Linked DNA regions of Homo sapiens: region 1 is linked to region 2. A link is a contact called in ENCODE Hi-C or POLR2A ChIA-PET data. All regions are on one chromosome and are shown on one strand. The core of a region is the stretch at or near the end of the contact, and the rest is flanking DNA. Distances in the headings are between cores, read along the strand shown. Region 1 has its middle 74 kb from the start of MPZL1. Region 2 overlaps RCSD1 (RCSD domain containing 1).

Evidence for each region. Hi-C counts contacts between places; a loop is a spot of excess contacts on that map. ChIA-PET counts read pairs that join two places held with the same protein, here RNA polymerase II (POLR2A). Pooled maps may share reads with other maps.
Region 1: a loop to region 2 is called in a pooled map, with 4 times the contacts of the local background. The contact joins two enhancer-like sites. A Hi-C loop is called at or near these places in 3 of 168 maps with a recorded cell type or tissue (CD4-positive, alpha-beta memory T cell, HepG2 and PC-3), 1 of 37 single-sample maps with no recorded cell type and 16 of 50 pooled maps. POLR2A ChIA-PET finds 5 or more read pairs at or near these places in 4 of 52 experiments (BJ, OCI-LY7, Panc1 and 1 more).

The regions. Positions count from the first base shown.
Region 1 is chr1:167,792,821-167,799,858 of GRCh38, reverse strand. No RefSeq gene overlaps it. Among named protein-coding and RNA genes, the nearest start is that of MPZL1, 74 kb to the right of the region's middle. Within about 2 kb of position 2,663, at least 26 of the 41 ENCODE cell types and tissues checked have a DNase peak (open chromatin) inside an H3K27ac peak, as active enhancers do.
Region 2 is chr1:167,683,350-167,690,441 of GRCh38, reverse strand. RCSD1 (RCSD domain containing 1) reads right to left here. Exons shown (of 7, transcript NM_052862.4): 2 at 6,441-6,542; 3 at 4,932-5,021; 4 at 322-393. Among named protein-coding and RNA genes, the nearest start is that of TRP-CGG1-1, 28 kb to the left of the region's middle. RefSeq lists enhancers at 1-1,192, 2,420-2,599. Within about 2 kb of position 2,366, at least 7 of the 41 ENCODE cell types and tissues checked have a DNase peak (open chromatin) inside an H3K27ac peak, as active enhancers do.

The DNA of each region.
Region 1 (7,038 bases), core at 1,414-3,913, 110 kb before region 2:
TGAGTAAAGAGTGTATGCTGTCTATCCACGAGAAAGTGTCAGCCACCAGACCACTGCTGTGGGGGGTACCCCCATCCCCACCATGAAAAAAAAAAGGCTATGGAGGATTCTGAGCTTGTGTGCATATAACCTGACACAACTATCTAAAACGTTGCCAACCCCTGTGTGGTCTGCACCAGTGTCATCCAATAGAACTTTCTGCAATGAAGGAAATGTTCTGTATCTGCACTGATCAATATGGTAGTCACAAGACACACATGTAGCCACTGAACACTTGCAGTATGGTAATGTGACTAGAGATATAAATTTTAAATGTTATTAATTTTAATTAAGTTTAGCTGGGTGCGGTGGCTCATGCCTGTAATCCCAGCACTTTTTTTTTTTTTTTTTTTTTTTGAGATGGGGTCTCTCTCAGTCACCCAGGCTTCAGTGCAGTGGCACAATCACGGCTCACTATAGCCTCCGCTTCCTGGGCTGAAGCAGCCCCCCCACCTGAGCATCCTGAGCAGTTGGGACTACAGGCATGTGCCACCACACCCGGCTATTTTTTTATGTATTTTTTTTTGTAGAGACAGGGTATCACTGTGGCAAGCCAGGTCTCACTAACGCAGGCCTCCATTACAACTGTCCCAGCTCTGACTGAGTAGCTAGGTTAAACATTAAAGCTGATTGAGCCAGTGCCCTTATACAAAGGGCGGAATGTAACAAAGAGCCCACCAAGAGTTGTGCCTAGGCTTTTCCTGGGCCTTGAAGCATGACAAGATAATGAAGGAATTCTTAACAGGACCCTTTTACGATTAAACAAGTTTTATTGGGGGTCTGAAGAAACTCCCCAGGCCTCCACAAACAAGTTTACTGGGATCTAAAGGAACTCCCCAAACCTTTATGATTTAACAGGAGACAAGATAAGGGTAATCACCCCAGCACCTACACCTATTTACATTAAGTAAATTTACTGAGGCTCCAGAAGAAGGTCTTCAGGACTCAGACCTTAGTCATAGATTAAAAGAAGTTAATCACTTATGTCTTTAGATTAATGCACACTTACACACAGACATATAGCTTGAAGGTATATACACTCTGAAAAACTTCGTAATTTTGAGTTGTTCTGGCAATAATTTCCAGGCCTTCTCCCTGTAACTGGTTACAGAAATAAAAACTCTCTTCCTCCCCAGTTCATCTGCATCTCATTATTGGGCTGCGAGACATAGCAGCCTGACCCTCAGTTTGGTTTGAGAACATCACCATGTTGCCAAGGCTAATCCCAGCACTTTAGGACATTGAGGCAGGAGGACTGATTGAGCCCAGAAGCTCAAGACCAGCCTGGGCAACAGAGCAAGATCCAGTCTCTACAAAAAATTAATTAAAAAAAAATTAGTCAGGTGTGGTGGCATGCATCTGTAGTCCCAGCTCTCAGGAGGCTGAGGCGGGAGGACTGCTCGAACCCAGGAGTTTGAGGCTGTAGTGAGCTGTGATTGCACCATTGCACTCAAGCCTGGGCAACAGAGTGAGGCCCCATCTCTTTCATTAAAAAAAAAAAGTAGGGTCGGGTGTGGTGGCTCATGCCTGTAATCCCAGTACTTTGGGAGGCCGAGGCAGGTGGATCACTTGAGGTCAGGAGTTCAAGACCAGCCTGGTCAACGTGGTGAAACCCCATCTCTACTAAAAATACAAAAAATTAGCCGGGCGTGGCGGCACACACCTGTAGTCCCAGCTACTCGGGAGGCTGAGAGGGGAGAATCACTTGAACCCAGGAGGTGGAGGTTGCAGTGAGCCGAGATCGTGCCATTGTACTCCAGCCTGGGTGACAGAGCGAGACTCCATCTCAAAAAAAAAAAAAAAGAATGTGGAACATTTTACAAAACCTTGTCCAAGATCTTGCCGGCCCAGCAGAATCCCCTGTCTAAAACAAACAAACAAACAAACAAAATTAAATGGCCACATGTAGCCAGTGGCTGCCATGTAGTACAGTGTAGGTCTGTGCCTATCTCCATTAACCTTAACATGCCAAAACAAAGCCACCGAAGGTTGAACTGAGATGTTTCTATAGCACAGAATGATATCAACTTGGATGAGAAGAGAGGTACTAATATATAAGAGAAAATATATCAGGCTGGAGAGGCAAACCCTTTTATCAATATGTAGTTATCCAATTCTTGTGATTCCAGGATATCAATTTAGTGCTTAGTAACAGATTAGATATTAGTCTAATGCACAGGTACTACATTGGCTAAGCTGCTCCTATTTCTCTATCCTCCTTCATATGACCTCTCTGCCTCTACCAGAAGAACCTGCATTTTGCCGTGACTTTAATGGCATGCCTACTGATGGGAGGAGGAGGTGTGATGGGTAGCCATAGAACTACAATCTAAAAGCTTGAAATTAATTTGAATCAACACAATTTACAATAGAAACCACAAATTTTTTACTTTCTCTTATGGTATTTTTTAGAGAGGATATGGAAGAAGGCCAGTTATTTCCAGCCAAGTACAAGCTCTCCTCCTAAGTTTATTTCATGTATCTCCCTCGGGTATTTTTCTCTCTTGCTCAACCTCAATTAGTCAGCATTAAATGATTACCACGACCTCCTCTCCAAGAGCCTGGTGTGTCAGAGGGACTCAGGCAGCACTCAGCAGTGTGATCTCCTTGCCAGTGAGGCAGTGTTGTTTCATCTTCCTGTAACCCCATGAGCTCAGTTCAGCTTCCTTGGCTGCAGGACACTGAGCAGTGTGGGACTTGCTGGCTGCTGGGAACTGTGTGTTCCACAGATGCTTGACATTCTTGGGACCCAGGTACTTGATCAAGCTTTTCAGAAAGTTTTCCCCTGCTGAGGCAACCTTCTTCAGGAATAGCTTACAAGTAAAAGACTAAGGCTTTTTCTCAGATAGGAACATCCAGACGCGTTATAGACAAACATCTGGGATTCTGCTGGGCCGGCAAGATCATGGACGAGATTTTGTAAAATGTTCCACATTCTTTTTTTTTTTTTTTTTTTTTTTTTTGAGACGGAGTCTCGCTTGTTGCCCAGGCTGGAGTACAATGGCACGATCTCAGCTCACTGCAACCTCCACCTCCTGGGTTCAAGTGATTCTCCCCTTCTCCCCGCTCAGCCTCCCGAGTAGCTGGGACTACAGGAGCATGCCACCGCCCCCGGCTAATTTTTTGTATTTTTAGTAGAGATGGGGTTTCACCATGTTGACCAGGCTGGTCTTTAACTCCTGACCTCAAGTGATCCGCCTGCCTCGGCCTCCCAAATTGTTGGGATTACAGGCATGAGCCACTGCACCCGGCCAAATGTTCCACATTCCTATGAATCTATTGTACCTTCTAAGAGATTCCCTACAAAATATATTTAAAAGTTCTTTCTTTTAAAAGAAACTTTGTAATTTAAAAAATAATTCTATTCAAAGGCAGAGAAAGAACCAACAATGTACTCTAGTATTGAAATTCAGTTTCCTTGGAGTCCTTATCACAGAATGAGAAACCTCAGGCCTTAAGATGGTTTTTAGCTGTTCTATCCCCCGCTCCCATAGCAGAGCAGTGACTCAGGTATAAATACCTGAAATCATTTAATGCCCTGAAGGGCAAAGTAACCAGAATTTTGTCAGCCCCACAGCACGGAGGGCAAGGCTTGAAAGCAAATCTGCACCACATCCTCTTCACAGAGGTAGGGAGATTTTAAAAGACAAACAAACAAACAAACCCAGCCCTTCCTTATATTCTGCAACACTAAAGGCCAGCTCCACAAAGGCCACAGTGAAGAAATGGATGGACAAACAAATCCAAAAGCCTGAGCCAAGAAGGGACAATAGCTTCACATCCTGTTTGCAGGAGGAAATGGAAGCTGGAAGCAGCAGTTCCCTACGGACCCCTTTGGGCTTTACGTCTATGTTTTCTTCTTTGCAAACACAGCCAGGTCTCCCGTGGATTCTAGAGCTCCCTCCTGCCTTCCACTCCCAGTTGTTTTTCTAACAACCCAAGACTCAGTCAAACTTGAGAGCAGCCAGTGTGCTCTGTGGCCAGCTCCTGATGGCTTTAGGAAGGATGTGAGGAGGGCAGGGGAGCTTGTGAGCCACTTTCATCGCTCTCAGATATTAGATCCCATTTCCAAGGCCAAGGACGTGACTGATTCTGTGTTGCTTCTCTGAGCCTGCAAATTATTTGGCTTTTCTTCCTTAATAGCTCATGAAGGCAAATGACAATTACAGCACTACTTGTAATAGCCAATAACAAAACAACTGGAAACAACCTATCCAGAAGATCAGAAATGGTTTAAAATGCAAAGGCTGGCTGCGGTGGCTTATGCCTGTAATCCCAGCACTTTGGGAGACCGAGGTGGGCGGATCACCTTAAGTTGGGAGTTTGAGACCAGCCTGACCAACATGGAGAAACCCTGTCTCTACTAAAAATACCAAATTAGCAGGGCATGGTGACGCATGCCTGTAATCCCAGCTTGGGAGGCTGAGGCAGGAGAATCGCTTGAACTTGGGAGGTGGAGGTTGTGGTGAGCTGAGATCACGCCATTGCACTCCAGCCTGGGCAACAAGAGTGAAACTCTGTTTAAAATAGAAAGAAAAAAAGAAATGGTTTAAAATATTCCGGCGCATCTACAAAAGACAAAGTCCTGCAGGTGCTATTATCTAATGACCTAGTTCTTCATGCTGAAACTTCTCTGCCATAATGCTAAGGGAAGAAAGCAAACTGCAGAGCACCATGATCCCATTTTGGGTTTAAAAATAGGCAAAAAAAAAAAAAAAAAAAAAACTTTACCAGAACTATGTTTGGATCCTGACTGGAAGAAACCACTTGTAAAATGCCATTTTTTAAGACAAGGGAAACTTGAATATTAACTGGGTAATAATATATAAAACCAAGGATTTTGTTTGTAAAAAATGTGTTTTAGGACAGGTTTTTGTTAAATGTGACAAGATATTGTGATTATGTAAGAAAATGTCCACATTTTTAAAAGATGCACAGTGAAGAATGTAGGGGTGCACTTACATGATTTTGGGATTTGTTTTAAAATAATTCAGAAAAGAGGAAAAAAGAAAAAAGGGGCTGGATAAAATAAGTATTGAAGATAATAAGTGTATGCAGGTTGATTTTACTATTCTCTCTTCTTTTGTATATGTTTACATTTTTCTTTTTTTGCCATCTCACCAATTTAATAAAAAGCAGAAAATTCAATCAATCATCAGTCAATCTTTTCATTTCCAAAAGGATCAAATAACCTATGGGGCATTAATAGGATCTATTCTTTTAATGTCTTCAAGGAACAACCAGAACGTTTTAAGCAATTTTCAGTATGATGATACAAATAATTGAAACAATTATCTTTCAAGTTTCCTGTCTAACTGGGTATTTCAAACAAAAATGCTAATATTGCTGAAGTGAGTTGATACATGCTCTGAAATCCCCACATCACTTGACACCTCTGGGAAATTTAAGTGGCCTTCATATTTCAAGCTCATTAATACCAGTGGAAATCATACCTGCAATAAGAGAGATGAACTTTCAGCACATAGGAAGCTGCCTTTCCATCACTGATGAACAGGGTGTAACAGAAAGGTGACTCCAGGCTGTATGTGAGTCGTAATTCCTGTCATGTAGTTTTGTTACACTCAGCCAGTCATATACTTTTATTTTCACCTCTTTTGGGCAACAATAGGAATTTGTGAAATGGTTTTTGTGGAGTCAAGAGTAAGTCTGTGGTTGGCATTATGAATCTCTGATGCCATGGCCAGAATCTCTGCCTACCTACTTTCTCTATCTAAATCAGGACACATCTATTATTGTATCACTGGAAAAAACTGAGACAGATCATAGAGCTGAACATAATCCAAGATACACATAAAGCTATGAGTAAAGTTAATGTACAAAGTGTATATGGAGTGTACAATCTGTGTACAGTGGTAGAAAGTGACCCACAAATTTGGCTAGGACCTAGAGAATAGCAAAAGCAAAGAGACAAATACAATCAGTGACAAGTCAGTGCACATGACTAGTTTGAAACAAAATATTCATAAGAAACAGTTTTCCTGGTGTATTACTTGTTTTCACGCTGCTATAAAAGATACCTGGGACTGAAGGCCAGGTGTGGTGGCTCACGCCTGTAATCCCAGCACTTTGGGAGGCCAAGGCGGGCAGATCACCTGAGGTCAGGAGTTCGAGACCAGCCTGGCCAACATGGTGAAACCCTATCTCCGCTACAATACAAAAAAAAATTAGCCGGGAATGGTGGCGCATGCCTGTAATCCCAGCTACCCAGGAGGCTGAGGCAGGGGAATCGCTTGAACCCAGGAGGTGGAGGTTGCAGTGAGCCGAGATCGTGCTACTACACTCCAGCCTGGGCGACAGAGTGAGACTCCATCTCAAAAAACAAACAAACAAACAAAAAACAAACAAAAACAAAACCCCAAGACTGGGTAATTTATGAAGAAAAGAGGTTTAATTGGCTCACCGTTCTGCAGGTTACACAGGAAGCATAGCGTCTTTGGCTTCTGGTGAGGCCCCAGAAAGCTTCCAAATATGGCGGAAGGCAAAGGGGTAGTGAGGCTTCTCATGAGGCGTCTCACGTGGCGGGAGGAGGAGCGAGAGAGCAGAGTGGGAGGGTGCTGCATACTTTTAAACAAACAGGTCCCATGAGAACTCACAATCACGAGAACAGTACCAAGGAGGACGGTGCTAAACCATTCATTAGAAATCTACCCACTGTGATCCAATCACCTCCCACCAGGCCTCACCTCCAATGCTGGGTATCACAATTCGACAGATTTAGGCTGCGACACAGATCTCAACCATATCATCTGGTATTAAATCCAGAGAGATATTTGTGCTGTGGGTCTTTATAACATTGAAAAATGTATGACAGGGAATAACGTTCTCAAAGCCATGCTGGCAGTAAAGTACAATAAGTAGCTAGTTTCCTAGGACTCTTTTTTATGACATACTTCAATGTAGGCTGATAGAATTATGTCAAAGGGGCTGGGCCTAGTGGCTCACACCGGTAATCCCAGCATTTTGGGAGACTGAGGCGGG
Region 2 (7,092 bases), core at 1,117-3,616:
TCAGCCTCCCAAAGTGCTGGGATTATAGGGGTGAGCCCAGCCCCATACAGACTCTTGAGGTATCCCGTTACCCATCAACCCCCACCACTAAATGTCAAATACATGAGCTTGTGCTTGATGTGGTCCTTATGTTAGTTCTTTTCCCTCAGGCAGGGCTGTGAGATCCTTATCGTTTACTGCAATTTGATCACTGGCTGATTATTGGGGCCAATTATGCAGGTGACACATAGGCTACCCCTATGAGCCTCAAAGTCATGCAAATTTTGGATAAGAAGTGGAGTTAGATAAAAGGTAGCAATAGACAATGAATTCTGCACTTACCTGAAGCTTCTCAATCAGAGGCGAGCTCTTGACCTTGAATTTAGGAGGGTGGCTCGCATTGGGTGGTGATTTCTATGGAGCAAATCAACCAAAACAACCAGATAAGTAAGGTGAGGAAAGTGGGGTTCTGGTTGGAACCCAAAAGCCACAGGCAGAAGGAGAAGAGAAGTTGGTGTTGCCACTTTCTCATTAGTTCAGTAGCCCACATACTTCATTAGGGCCTGGGCGACGTGAACTTTCCCCCTCCCTCCCTCATCCCACCACAGCAAGATCTTCAAATCAGAATTAGAGAAGTCAGCGCCGACATCCTTAACACAGAAGGTCTCTCCCAGGAAGAGTGACTTCATTGTTGTTATGAAGGAAAACTATATCTGAGCAAGATCTTCACCTCATGACCTTCAACACTGTGAATCAACAATTTGGGGGATTTCAAAGACAAAGGGCAAAAATTACCATCCTGTTTGTCACACACACAACAAGAAACCAGACCAGGATGACAGAGGTATGACTGGAATTCCTCCCTGGACCCAGTGATATTTTGGAAAATCCCATCGATGGCATGATTTATAAATTATGATTTTCCAAAATGTTGAATATTTGAATATTCTTTTTCTTTTCTTTTCTTTTTTTTTTTTTTTTTGAGACAGAGTCCTGCTTGTTCCTCAATCTGGAGTGCAATGGCGCAATCTCGGCTCACTGCAACCTTCGCCTCCTGGGTTCAAGCAATTCTCCTGTCTCTGCCTCCCAAGTAGCTGGAATTACAGGCATGCACCACCATGCCTGGCTAGTTTTTGTATTTTTAGTAGAGACAGGGTTTCACCATGTTGGCCAGGTTGGTCTCGAACTCCTGACCTCAGGTGATCCACCCACCTCCCAAAGTGCTGGGATTACAGGCGTGAGCCACCACGCCCAGCCTGAATATTCTTTTTAACCAAGTAAACATTTACTGAGTATTTACTACGTCCCAGACATTGTGTGGGTCATACAAAGATGAGCATGATTCAGTCTCGGTGGCAGGAGCAGTCCGTGGCTGATGCATGTGTTACATAATCATACGTACTCTCTGTTAGTTGTAGATATTTTTGTGATGAATGAATGCCAGGAATCTTGTCTGCCTTCGGGATCCATATCATGTAAAAATATTAACTCTGTGTTTTGCGTAAAATCCCCACAAACATGTGAGAATGGTGACAGTGATAGGATGATGATGATGAAGAAAAGGAAGAGGATGACTTCCATGTGGTTGGACAGAGGCCAAGGCAGAGGAGGGATCTCCCCATAGTGTGGAGACCAATGTGTATGACCTGCTCCTTGACCCCATGTACTAATTTTCCTGAACAATAAGAAGAACTACACTGATCTCTTAGGAAGATTCTGAGATATTTATAATGTGAGATGATTGTGTTTTAGTGATGGAAGGAGGGAGGCTCACCCAACTGAACTCCTCGTGATCTTTTTACAGCCCAACACCAAGGGAGAGCATGGGCTGGACTTACAGGATCCCCACTCCTTCTAATTCTAGTTTTGGCAGGAGCCAGACGAAGCCCTTGGCCTCAGCCTCCTCTACCAAGATGCAGCTGGGCGGGAATAAATGATTCTAAGGACTCCTGCTGCCTCTGCCTCCATGTGTCTTCACTGTCGGGTATGTTCCTATAGCAGTCTTTCAAGGAGCTTTTTATCTAGGATGAGTATAAAGAGCTTCCAGCCCCAATGGAAGTGCCCTTGGTTTCTGTGCTTTACAGGGAAATTTCACACGGGCTGGGGTTTTCAGAGAAACTTTTAGAAACTGCAGCAACAATTTTGCTGATAAAGCTCACTTCATGTAATATTATTAGTTCTTCTCTTCCCCAGCTGACCACTGATTTCTGAAGTCTGTGGAAATTCAGTGGACCCTGCCCCTTAAACACAGTATAGTACTGGGGACCCAGCTGATGCTCCATAAAACCCTATTGATTTGAATTGCAAAGCAGAAAGAATCCAAAATAGCCTCTAGTGCAGTTCCTGGAAATGACAGCAGGTGGCATCATTTCCCTTACGGTTTAACAAGGGGCTTCAGGCAAGCGGCTGAGACTAACAATCCGGTGGAGAAAAACCAGCCTTCCATCCCTGTATATGTATATATATAGCTGTATTTACATGACATTATTACCACGTCTAGAAACTACGGACTAATTTCCAGATGGGAATGCTTTTCAGCCTTTTCTGAGTATAGGAGGCAGGATCTGTGGCTGCATTAAACACCCAACTTCAGCTGGTTCTTCCAGAGAGGGGTAACTCTTGGTCACCCTGCCATCAGGAGGGGCCCTGCAGTCAGCAGGTGCTGTCAGGGGGCTGACCCCACTGTCTCAGACCTGAGCAAGCATAGCGGGGCAGGGATGAAATGACCCTTCCTGGCACTGTGCATTGGGAACCGAGGGGTAGCCTGACCGGGTCCCTCCCTGCAGGCCCCCAAGGTTTCCAGCATTAGAGCCTCTGCAGGCTGAGCTACAGGAGTATGGAAGGAGAAATGTGGACAGCAGCCTCCAATTAGCCCTGCCAGACAAAGCAGGCTGCTCATTTTATTTCTATGTGAATTTCTTTTCTTTTTTTTTTTTTTTTGAGACGGAGTCTTGCTGTGTCACCCAGGCTGGAGTGCGGTGGCGCGATCTAGGCTCACTGCAAGCTCCGCCTCCGGGGTTCACGCCATTCTCCTGCCTAAGCCTCTCGAGTAGCTGGGACTACAGGCGCCTGCCACCACGCCTGCTAATTTTTTGTATTTTTAGTAGAGACGGGGTTTCACCGTGTTAGCCAGGATGGTCTCAATCTCCTGACCTCGTGATCCGCCCACCTCGGCCTCTCAAAGTGCTGGGATTACAGGCGTGAGCCACTACGCCCTGCTTCTATGTGAATTTCAAGGCCACGAAAAGTCATTGATCCCTGGAGGTAGTGTCCTTTCAATGTGCGAGCAGCCTGTCACTCCAGGCAGGATTTTCTAAAATCCGCCCTTGGACTTAACCAGCCCTTGGCCATTATAAGCCATTTAACTTCTGGGTGATGTGCCCCATGGGGTGAAACCTGTGAATGCATTTCCACAGAGCTGCCAGGATGGAGCTGTTTAACCCAATCACTAGCCTAACTCCCTCTGCTTTTACTCTAGGGGATAAAACTTCCCTAGCCAGCCTCCCTGATCTATCTGGTTAGTGATTTTGTCCTCAATTTCACAAATAAGAAAAATGATTCGGTATGGTGTGGTGACTTCTCCTGGGCCAAGCCCAGGCTATCAGGGGGCAGTCTCACATTAAGCTCTGAGTGGCCATAACCTCAACCCATTGCATAGCAGTGGAGACACTGAGCCCAGAGGTTGAAGGTTACAAGGAGAAGTTGATTCTCTGGAAAGAGAGGTTGTTGGTATGTGTTTGGTCACAGCACTGGCTGATGACCCCATAAAGCCACAGAATCATATTGTTGGCACTTGAAGAGACCCAAGGAAAACCTCAGTGTTTTTAAACTGTGCTCCTTGGGGTTCTCATCCAAGAATAAGACCCTTGGTCAGTGGGGAGAGAGTATTCTGAGAGCATTTGGGGCTCCAGGCCTCCCCTCCCCCATCTCACTTGGCCTGGGGCAGCGATGAGTTTCTGCTTTATCTTGTGGGCTTCTGTTTATAAGCCTTAGGTTGACAAAAAGGCTTGAAAACCATTGATCTATTTCAGCTGTTTCACTTTATAGATGAGAAAATGTAGGCATTAAGATGCTTGCCCAAGTTCACATAGGGCACCTAATGGCTATTGTCAGGATGCTGGTCCCCAAAAAAGAAGGGGAGAATAAAGAGGTTGTTGAAGTGGAATTTGGGAATGACATTGTCTTTGGCTTGCTTGCTGTATTTTGGGGTTGGCCTCCCAGGTGAGATGACAGAACATACAAATCCATTTCTGGCACAGACTATGACCACAGTGAAGGTTCATGGGTTGCTGGCATAAGGTGTGGAGAAGGCACTCCTGCAGCTACAATTAGATAAATAAAGATAGGAGAATATGCAGGCTAAGAACCTATTACTGGCTATGATCTATGATACCAGAGCCTTTATTATGTTGGTAACGTTGGCTATTTATATCTGAGGGCAACGAGGCCTCCTGTGCGCTCTGGTTTTCTTCCAGTGATCTTGAACAATAGCCAGGCTTTACAAGGATACTGCAGAATCACGGGGTTTTCTCATGCTTCCGTCCTGCCCTATGTAAGTGTAGCCCCCTTTCCAGGTACCTTCTCCACACCTTATTCCAAGATCACCTAAGTCAGATCTGGGAATAAAACAGAACTTTCCTGGCTCCTGAATTGGGTCTGTTAATAATATATGACCCATTCTCTTTGCTAAAATTCTCAGGCTTGGAAAATAGTGTTCGTGTCCTTGACAAATCATAAAGGAGCCTCAGTAAAAGGGAGCAGGGAGGAGCCTAGTTTCCAAAGTAAACGATTCAGGAAACATTTAAGAGGAGATTCACTCTGAAATGGAGAAATTCCCTGCACAGAGTCTGAGCTTTAAAGTATGAGTTTGGTGCCCCCTCCTCCAAACTTTCCTCAAGAAGAGGAAAGAAAACCCATCACAGCATCCTCTGAGCCCCAACAGCAGCACTTACCTCCTCACCATTCTGGCCCAGGTCTACCTTGGGGGGGAACAGGGGGAGGGAACAGGGCGGTTTCCTTCGGGTTGGTTTACTGGCTGGTGTCTGGAGGGAGGGCGACAGACAGACACACAGAGAAAAAGAGAGCACTGATCAGGCAACAGGGAGGAAGAGCAAGGAAATGGAAACTGGTTTCAGGAAGGTTTAGGGATTTAGGAATGTTAGGATGTTAGGGAAGTGTAGGAATATTTAAGAATGGAGGAAGGGAACTGCGTGTCTTTGGGACAGCCTGCTTACTATTTAAATTAATTCTATTTACCATCTACCCATTTTGACTTTCACCCTCTCCACTCCATTTCCTTTCCTGCTAGAATATCCACTTTTACTTGAGATTCACCGACCTGAATCACATTCAGTTTTCAGGCAGTGCCAGCACCTGAGATCAATGCTATCTTCTTTATCCTTTATGACATGCCTGTACTGTCTAGAAATTATGAACCTGATCTTTCAGATGGGAAAACAAAACCCCGAAATAGTGCACCTAAAAATGCAAGGCAAATAAGTACTCACTTGCCCCAAGGGGCCACGATAGATTTCTCTCCACCTTGGGGCACCCTTCCCTCATCTCACTTGTTTGTATTTATTTATTTTGAGACTGAGTTTCGCTCTTGTTGCCCGGGCTGGAGTGCAATGTTACCATCTCGGCTCACTGAAACCTCCACCTCCTGGGTTCAAGCGATTCTCCTGCCTCAGCCTCCTGAGTAGCTGGGCTTACAGGCATGTGCCACCACGCCCGGCCAATTTTGTATTTTTAGTGGAGACGGGGTTTCTCCATGTTGGTCAGGCTGGTCGCGAACTCCCAACCTTAAGTGATCTGCCTGCCTCGGCCTCCCAAAGTGCTGAAATTACAGGCGTGAGCCACCGTGCCCGGCCCCCTCATCTCACTTCTAATGAGCTTCTCACACTGCTTGACTCAAGAAAATCTAGCCCAAATCTCTCCAAAGTTAAGACCCTCCCTTGTCACACTTTCCTCTACTGGTCACCGGACGCTCTTCCTTCCTGATCCCTGGTTTCCTATCTGAATGTGCTTTCCTTCAAGCCCTCTCTTCTTTCTCAATTCTCGATTTGGAGTCTGCCCCAGCCTTGCCTTGCTCTGGCTACAGGGCAGGAGCTGGCTGTAGGAACTTCTTTATTCTGACACAGTCCAGGCCTGGCACAGCTGTGTGAGATCTAAGTCTGTATAGGTGGATGATCAAGATGGAAATGGATACAGATGCCCATCTCTGCCCTGTGTCTGATTCCTCCTGGCCAGAGTGCAAGCCTCACCCTGGTGGGGACAGATTCTGTCCAGGCACAGCAGCAGTGAGACATTCCTCACATTCAGAGAAACCCCTCCAGCCCCTGGCTTCTCTTCCTAATTTGGTAACTACCAAGCCTCCTCCCTCCCTCTCCGCTGGGCCTGACCAGATTTCCCTTTCCTCCTGCCCGCTGCTGAAGAGGCTGCTCTGAAGCGGCCTGACTCACCTCCTTGGCTGCAGCCGCCTGCTCCCTAAACCGCCCGGCCAGCTGGGCCACCGAGGGGGACGCCGAGTTGTCCACATTGGCATTGGTCTCTGCCGGTCTTTCCTGGCAAATGGAGAAGAAGAAACAGTTAATCAGCAAATGGGTACCAGATGCCATGCAAGGCACCTGTTTTGTGGCTGCAAGCAGGAATGCTGTGACAGTGAGGTATTTTAACAGCATTATCCAACTGGCTCCTGCATTCAAGGACTTAAAAAATTCGGTCAATCACATTTAGTGAATATCTACAATGCTCTTGGCCCGGGGTGTGGCTTTGGGGACCTGGAGACAAACAAAACCTGGTTCTGTCCTGGAGGGGTGCCCTGGGATGTCAGAGGCAGTACAGGTCCAATTTTCTCATTCCTCAAGGACCCCACCGGCAAAGGGCAACGTCTGCGACAGTGTACGAGTCTCCTTACCTCCTGAACAAGGGTGAGCAAATGCCCTTTATTGAACTTGAAACACATATATATGTGTCTTTTGTTCCCTACTTGAGTGCCATGGGTAAAGAAGCGCTCAGTAAATATTTGTGGAATTAATAAGTAAGTGACACGAGAGCAGATAGCACAGTGGATGGGAGCCAAACTGCCTGGATTCAAGCACTGACTTGCTCCAT